Regions from separate parts of the Homo sapiens genome. Here region 1 is linked to region 2. Evidence: chromatin loops called from intact Hi-C (ENCODE). Cell type or tissue: Calu3. All regions are shown on one strand. Region 1 overlaps LOC105371269 (a long non-coding RNA gene). Region 2 overlaps FTO (FTO alpha-ketoglutarate dependent dioxygenase).

Evidence for each region. Hi-C counts contacts between places; a loop is a spot of excess contacts. Peaks named below come from ENCODE experiments on the same cell type or tissue, not always from the same donor. Only the 100,000 strongest peaks of a DNase experiment are listed, where the experiment ranks them.
Region 1: a loop joins it to region 2, with 3 times the contacts of the local background. A loop is called at or near these places in 5 of 110 quality-filtered maps.

What each region holds. Positions count from the first base shown.
Region 1 is chr16:53,548,244-53,552,243 of GRCh38, reverse strand. It overlaps LOC105371269 (a long non-coding RNA gene), which reads left to right. Exons shown (of 8, transcript XR_933588.4): 4 at 3,647-3,820; 5 at 3,922-3,978. Among named protein-coding and RNA genes, the nearest start is that of AKTIP, 47 kb to the right of the region's middle. In Calu3, a CTCF peak has its summit at 2,097; a DNase peak (open chromatin) is centred at 2,113.
Region 2 is chr16:53,753,754-53,757,753 of GRCh38, reverse strand. The region is part of intron 1 of FTO (FTO alpha-ketoglutarate dependent dioxygenase); the gene reads right to left. All of the region lies in intron 1 of LOC124903691 (a long non-coding RNA gene), which reads left to right. Among named protein-coding and RNA genes, the nearest start is that of FTO, 52 kb to the right of the region's middle. In Calu3, no CTCF peak of the experiment used is centred here; a DNase peak (open chromatin) is centred at 2,073.

The sequences.
Region 1 (4,000 bases), 210 kb after region 2:
TCAACACTTTGCCCTGCCACATGCTTGGGCAGGGCCGGCCCTGGCAACTAGAGAAACCTCTCTGGCAGACAGACCTGGGTGCTGGCAGCTGATGTCAAGCCAGCCAGCAAGGAGAAATCACAGCCCCAGGGCCATGGGGGCTGGTGGGACCTCCTGCCTCTACTACAAGGCCTGACTCTGTGTCCCTGAGTCCCTCTGTGCCAGCATGGGAGATGGAAACTCTGTGAAGCTAAGGCCTTTTTTACCCAGACCCATCCGGTAGCTGGGTTGCCTCGAGACTCTGTTCACCTCTCCAAGCCCTACCCAGGAAGCAAGACTCCAGAGCTTGCTACTCAGATCCAACAAAGTTGTCTGGGAATCAGTGGTTTCCCAACCCAGTGCCCCCAGGTTTAGGTCTGTGGGGCATGTACAGGGCACCTTCTCCAGGACCCAGCAGCATCTGCACTCCTATCCTCTTCAACTCACCCTCTGCCCTCCTCCTAGCCAGCCCAAGGATGTGAAGACATCCTCTTTCTTTTCTTTTCTCTTCCTTTTCTTTTCTTTCTTTTTTTTTTTTTTTTTTTTTTTTGAGATAGGGTCTCACTCTGTTGCCTCGGCTAGAGCGCACTGGTGTGATCTCAGCTCACTACAACCTCTGCCTCCCGGGTTCAAGCAATTCTCCAGTCTCAGCCTCCCCAGTAACTGGGATTACAGGTGTACGGCACCATGCCCAGTTAATTTTTGTATTTTTAGTAGAGACAGGGTTTCACCATGTTGGCCAGGCTGGTCTTGAACTCCTGACCTCAAGCGATCTGCCTGCCTCGGCCTCCCAAAGTGCTGGAATTATAGGCGTGAGCCACTGCACCAGGCCCGACATCCTCTTTCAAGGCACACAGTCACCTAAAGCTATATGGAGTCACTTTGGCAGCTCCAAGGCCAGGGAAGAGAAGACTTTGTCCATGGTATAAATTCCTTGCTCCCTTCTCTTGTAACAGTGAGCCTCGCAAGAATGCGCTGAGTGAACGGGAAAGACTGCAGTGCAGAAGGACATATGGGGAAACCTTCAAATCGTCATTTCATCACCCAGATGTGCACCCAAGTAATCAGAATCCAAGGCGAATCTAGAATGCCATCAAGTGCCATCACAAAGTCCTTCCATAGGAGAGAGAAAGAAATTCCCACCGGAGGCAAGCAAAGAGGGCTGCTTGAAGGAGGCAGGGGCATGTAACCTGGCCTCGGGAGATGAGTAAAATCTCAGCTGGTGGAGGAGGAATGGGACCCGAGGCATGAAGCATCAGGGTAGCTTGGGTCGGCCTCATCTCCCCAGCCTGGGATTGGGGAAGGCAGAAGGGAGATCTATACCCTAGAACCTCAACCAAGGAGGTTGGACTTCCCCAGAATGAGGGCAGGGAGGAAGCTGTGGAATATTTTGGAGGAAGGAGTGACACGATGAGATGCCGCAGGCCAGTGGGGAGTCATGCAGAGACACATGTAGAAACGGCCTTTGTCTCAAGACTCTGGCTACAGGGCTGTGTGTGTGGAGGAGGGGGGAAGAGAAGAGGGAGGAGACGGGGAAGAAAGAAGTGAGGGAGGTTGGGGTGGTGCAGAAAGAGGAGAGATGGAGCAGGAAGGGGGAGAAAGAACAGATGTGGGGAGACAGTGGAGTTTGCGCCCGCCCAGCTCGCAGAGGCCCCCGTTTGTGGGTGTGAAAACCCATCCTGAACTTCTCTGGCCCAGGAAGTCTGGAGAGCCCCAGGCGCCTTGCTTGTGAGTGGCTTTTGTGAAAAGAAGGCAAGAGAATGGGAGGAAAAGTTGGATTCAGGTCTGATTTTTCTAAACAAAGTCACCAGCTGAGGCAGGACTGACAGCCCCGGGATGCCCTCAAGCAGAGAAATTGTCAGAGAAGAAGGTGAGAGGAGGTGATAATTGCTGGGAGAATGAAAGCTGAAGCCACCCCAGCGAGTCTCTTGGCTTCTCCAAGCCCAGTCAGCGTCAGAGAAAATAGAGGTCTGAGTTTTCTGGTTGTTCACACTCAGAAACTAAAGCCAGAAAAGTTCCAAACATCTGGCTTTTACAGCACAAAACCCCCAACGCACGTGCTGGGATCGTATTTAGTAATGTTATGGCTCCATCTACAGCCGGAGGAAGGATCATCACTGCTAGATTTCGCCGTGAGCAAGAATCCGGCCTTTGAGCTGCGCAGACTCATTGCAATTAACGCTAATAAAGCTCGTTCCTGTATCTGTGCTGTTTATTCAACACAGACTTGGAACCACACTGGAAGTTATTTATTTCAGACTGTGTCTACAACAGCAGCTGTTCAGAATATACTAGCATCCTTTTAGCCAAAATTGGTTTGGAATTTCTATTTTAAACCACTGTTTGTTATGAATTGAGTTAAATGTCTTTTTTTTTTTTAACACATTTTCCCTATTTTAACAATGGAAAAAATAAAAGCCCTTAAAATACTAAGATTGCATTTTCTTTCATTCATTCAACAGCTAATTAGCACCTACTGCGTGTCTGGCTCTGTGTTAAGTGCAATAATTAAGTCAGATCTGAATGCATCCTATTATTTACTCATCAGAGGGTATTTTTGCTACTTGTCCTTTATGTCTGGAACATTTCCACAGGAATAGTGAGAGAGGAAGAACCGAGACAACCTGTGAATATAGTGTTTGGGACAAGTTAGAAACACAAGGAACATAGAATCTTTTCATGACAAAGTGGAAGCTGGAAGTCAGTCCCATAAAGGCCAGTAAGATTTTTATCCTGTTCTATTATTTTTTTCCTACTCAGAAGTGGAATTAGTTTTTTCCTACTTAAAAAGTTACCAGCTGAAGTCAGGTGCGGTAATCCCAGCATTTTCGGGGATCGAGGTGGGCAGATTGCTTGCACCCAGTAGTTCAAGACCTTCCTGGGCAACATCGGGAGAGCCCCATCTCTACAAAAATACAAAAATTAGCCATGTGTGGTGGCGCACACCTGTAGTCCCAACTACTTGGGAGGCTGAGGTGGGCGGATCGCTTGAGCCTGGGAGGTTGAGGCTGCAGTGAGCCAAGATCACACCACTGCACCAACAGCCTGGGTGCAGTGGCTCATGCCTGTAATCCCAACACTTTGGGAGGTTTGGGTGGGAGGATCCCTTTAGCCCAGGAGTTTGAGATCAGCCCAGGCAACATAGTAAGACCCTGTCTCTACCAAAAAATATTTTTAAATAGCTGGGTGTGATGGCACATGCCTGTAGTCCCAGCTATTTGGGAGGCTGAGGCGGAAGGATTGCTTGAGCCCAGGAGTTCAAGATTGTAGTGAGCTATGATCACACCACTGCACTCCAGCCTGGGCAACAGAGCAAGACCCTGTCGCTGAAAATAAATAAATAATATTTGCTTTGTGCAGAAAATTTGGAAAACAAGACAAAAAGGAATTTAAAAATCTCAGTTATAATCCTATCAACCAAAGATGACCACTGTTAACTTTACATGGTACTATAATTTTCATTAACCCATAGGAGAGGAACTTTCTTTCATGTCACTGCATATTCCTCTATATGATTTTGAATGGCTACAGAGTATTCTTTCATATGAGCATACCATAATTTACTTATGCCACACATGATTACTGACTTTTAACAATGATAAGGTTTGTACTGATGACATTTCTTAAGATACACTCTTAGCTCTGGAACTTCTGGATCAAAGAGGGCATGTACCTTCAAGGCCTCTGAGACATATATCAAGTTGCCATCCAGGGTCAACCTCCTAGAATTTAACATCGCATCTGAAACCAAAATCTAACTTCAGGAGCCCAGAGCATTCACAGTTCCAGAAAGAGTGTGATGGTAAGTGGTGATCCTTGGTGTTCGGGAAGCTTTGCAGGGCATCCCAGCTGGAGGTAGTCAAAGTTATCAGAATGGTTTTTGATAAATTCTTTACCTTGTAGATGATTTAGACTGGAGTGCCTCCAGGAAAGCAGGAAGCAAGACATGTTTTTAACCTGGTAAGTATTTAGTCAATAGAGC
Region 2 (4,000 bases):
GAATTCCCATAGGGACAGAAAATTACCAAAAATACCTTTCCTCCACCAAATCAGGTAAATCATAACGCTTTAGAGGTGTAAAGATGGACATAGTTCTGAAATCATAGACTTATAAAAGCCCCAGTGGCTCTTTTCTTAGATAATATACTTGGGCATTTTATATATGCACATATTATATATATAAATATAGGTATTATGTATTCATATATACACACATATTATATATAAATATAGGTATTATGTATTCATATATACACACATATTATATACAGTATGTATTCATATATGAATATATTCAGATATTTATGTGGATGACATGGCCAAGCTTAGCAAACACAGCAAGGAAATCCCTACCAGTTTCTAAAGACAGTTTAGACATGTTCAAATGATTGTTAAAACACAAAATGATCAGCCATAAATATGTTCAGTGATGTTCAAGAGATCTCTTGTACAACATGGTGACTACAGTTAATAACAATGTATTATATACTTGAAAATTGCTAAGAAAGTAGATTTTAAGTGTTCTCACCACAAAAAAGTATGTGAGATAATGCATATGTTAATTAGGTTGATCTAGCCATTCTACAATGTATACATGTCAAAATATCATAGTATATACCATAAATACATAAAATTTTTGTCGTATTTTTAAAAATATTTTTTTAAAAAGGTCCAGTGGCAACATTTTTTAAACTGGTTGAAAACACAGACTTCACTCAGTTTCAGATTTAAAAGTCATCACCGTGACTCCTGGCTATACACCTATTAGCTAAAAACAACAACGCTACAAAACTTGCTTTCAGATTAACAGGCCTGTCATTTATCCTTTAAATGTTTATCTCCTTTGGTCACAATTTTATTGTAGTTAAACAGCAACTAGTGTGTGACCAAAAGCATTCAAATGCTCTGAGTACACAAAGAGTGCACTGTTCTTTTTCCAGCTGAATGGACTTCTACTCATGTGAACAAAAGACAAGATCCTGCTATTCTTCAAATTAAAAGGCAAGAAACAGCAAGGAAAAACACTGCACAGAAAACCTCTCTCTTAGTTTACTATATAAATGCTAATGAGAACAGTGAACCAAACAGCTGCTTTTCTCTTTCAAAAGTTTTGAAAATCATGAAAAATAATTACGCATCTCTGCAACTCTTTTAAAAGGGTTGTGTTAAGAATCTTTTGTAACCCACTATAGCTATTGTAGTACATGTTATCTAATACACATAATGTTAGAGAAAAGATGACAACATGCAAACTTTATGGCCGGAAACCAAAGAGTCAGGCAAAATATAAACACTCTGATGCAAGGGGCCCAAAAGCACTGAATAGAGACTTGACATTTGAAATCTGAAATTTTAAAAAGCTTCCTATGGCCTTAACAAAGCAGGTGAAATCGAATCCCTAGGGCCTCTAATAATCTAAGAAAAGAAGCTGTTGCTGCCACCAACACTGGAAGGGAGTGAGAGCTCCCTGACCTATTACAGAAGGCCATGAAGACCAGTCCTCGTTATCATTTTCCTAAATGTGTTATTTTCCTTTCTAGCCTTCTTGTTAATCTCCCTCTCATATATCTCTCTTACTGAGATCTCTCTCATGTCTTTAGTTTTTAAATAAATTACTGCATGATCTTTTTGTAGGTTGTTTTAATTTAGAGGAGTTGAAAGAAGGGGAAAGGAACCTGTTTAAGTTTTGATATTAATACTTAGGAAGGGAAAAGGCAATCCAAGGGTTTGGCGTTTTCATCTTCTGCAAGTGTAGAAACAGTGTATTATCTAAGTTTAGATTTGCCTACAAGTGACAAAAAATCCAAAATAACAGTGGCTTAACCAGGCTGGGACAGTGGTTCTCCTGAAGTTCTCAGAGGCCCGGCCCCTTTTAGCCCATAAGGCTTGGGCTTCACCTTCAAGATCCAAGTCCAGCATGTACATTCCAGGCAGCGGGACAGAAGCAAGGGCCTAAGAAGCAAAGGGCAAAGGGCATACACCAGCTTTCTCTTAAAGAAACACCTCAGAGACTCCCATAGTACACCTTCTCTCAGTCACATGGCCACACCCCGTTGCAGGGGAGGCTGGGGAAATGCAATCTGCATTTTGGGCAGCAGTCCAGCCTGAAAAGTCCATGACTCAAAGAAGCAAGAAGGGATCTGTGCAGTCTCTACCACAAGGAGACTTCCAAGTTTTACGAAACTAGAAATGATTGATGATTTCATTCAAACAAATGGTCTTCAAAATAAGAAACTTCCAAGTGCTCCAAACTGAAGAGCCACCGAAATATATGGACTTGACAACAGAGTGTTTGAAGTACTCCCTGTAATCCCTCAAGTACACCTCAATGGACGGGATCAGACAGCTGAATATCCTCATGTTCTTTCTCCCTCAGGAGGGAGAGTCCTAGGCCTCTGACTCCCACAGACCTGGAGCATCTCCTCTGGGTCATGTCAACCGTCCAAGCTCTCCAGCCCTGCAGCCCAATCGCCTCCCATCATTAAGAAAGAGAGGCCTTTCACATCCAAGGGGCAAATCTCACATAAATGACATTTGGCTGGTGCCCAAAGGTGACAGGGATGAGAGCGGGATAAATAAAGAATAATGTGGAAGCCAGTTGGGGCAGCCTTTCATTACAGCCCTTTCAAGAGCTATTAATCTTGGTCATAGTCAGTCAGCTAAACATAATTACTTCTTCTAACACATGTTTTACACACAACTAGCAATGGTAACAGGTCAGCCCTTTTCCCTAGGAAACATGTGGCTTCTGGCTTGCCTATAGCGATGAGAAATGGTGTTTGTACAGTTGTCCTAGCACTGTCTGTCTTCTCTAATACCGTTATCAAAAGGAAGAATCACTATCAGCATATTGTCATACGATCTGTTAAGTTGCTACAGAAGTACCTGGAAGAACATGTAAAGACTATCAGAAATAATCTAAAAAAAGATTTGTTACTTCTTGGATAATCATGAAAGTAAATAAAATTTTAAATACCTCAGCGTCATCTCTTTCCAAAGTACTTCGTTGTTGAGGTATTTTCATGGAGTGTTGTTTGGTGCATTGTGTATCATGCCTTTCCTAACTCACCATTAATTTTCCCTTAAATTCAAGGTATCATGGAGCTTTTTTTTTTGAGACGAAGTCTCGCTCTGTCATCCAGGCTGGAGTGCAGTGGTGCGATCTCAGCTCACTGCAACTGCCACCTTCCGGGTTCAAGTGATTCTCCTGACTCAGCCTCCCGAATAGCTGGGATTATAGGCATCCGCCACCGTGCCCGGCCAATTTTTGCATTTTTAGTAGAGATGGGGTTTCGCCAGGTTGGCCAGACTGATCTTGAACTCCTAAGCTCAAGTAATCCACCCACCTTAGCCTCCCAAAGTGCTGGGATTACAGGCGTGAGCCACCGCGCCCAGCCTGGAGCTTTTACTTCAGTTCAGTTTATGGAAAAAGTTCTGGACCTGGAATTCTAAATTCCAAATTCAGCTCTGTAATTAAGTAGCTTTGTAATCTTGAAGAAGCCAATAAACTCTCTGGGCCTCAGTGTGCTTCAGCTGTGCTATAGGACGGCCTGACTCAAAAATGCCATACCATTCATGACAGCTTTAACAGTACAAATGGATGGGTTTACATCATTTAATAAGAAGCCATCTAAATTTACAAAATTTGTAAATAGGGCCTAGCTAAAAGAGGGATCATAAAAGGGCTAACTGTGGGGCTTCTATAAGTCATGAACACCTCCAAACCCCGTTCTCTAACGATACAGGCAAGATATAAAAATTAAATGGAGACGTCAATTGTATAAAGCAAAGTGCCATCTAATGCAAATGAAAAAGTGCAGTGGGAGCTGCCTCTGGCTGTGGGTCAGAAGGTAGAAAACGCAGCACCCCTGAGCAGCCAGTTCTCCTGCAGCTAGAAAGAAAGCGTGGAAATCCTAGCTTCATGTGATAGGACAAAGCTTCAGATGTGGGGAGAAGGGAAGCAGCTTCTACAATCCCACACTTCCCAGCTGAGGAAATG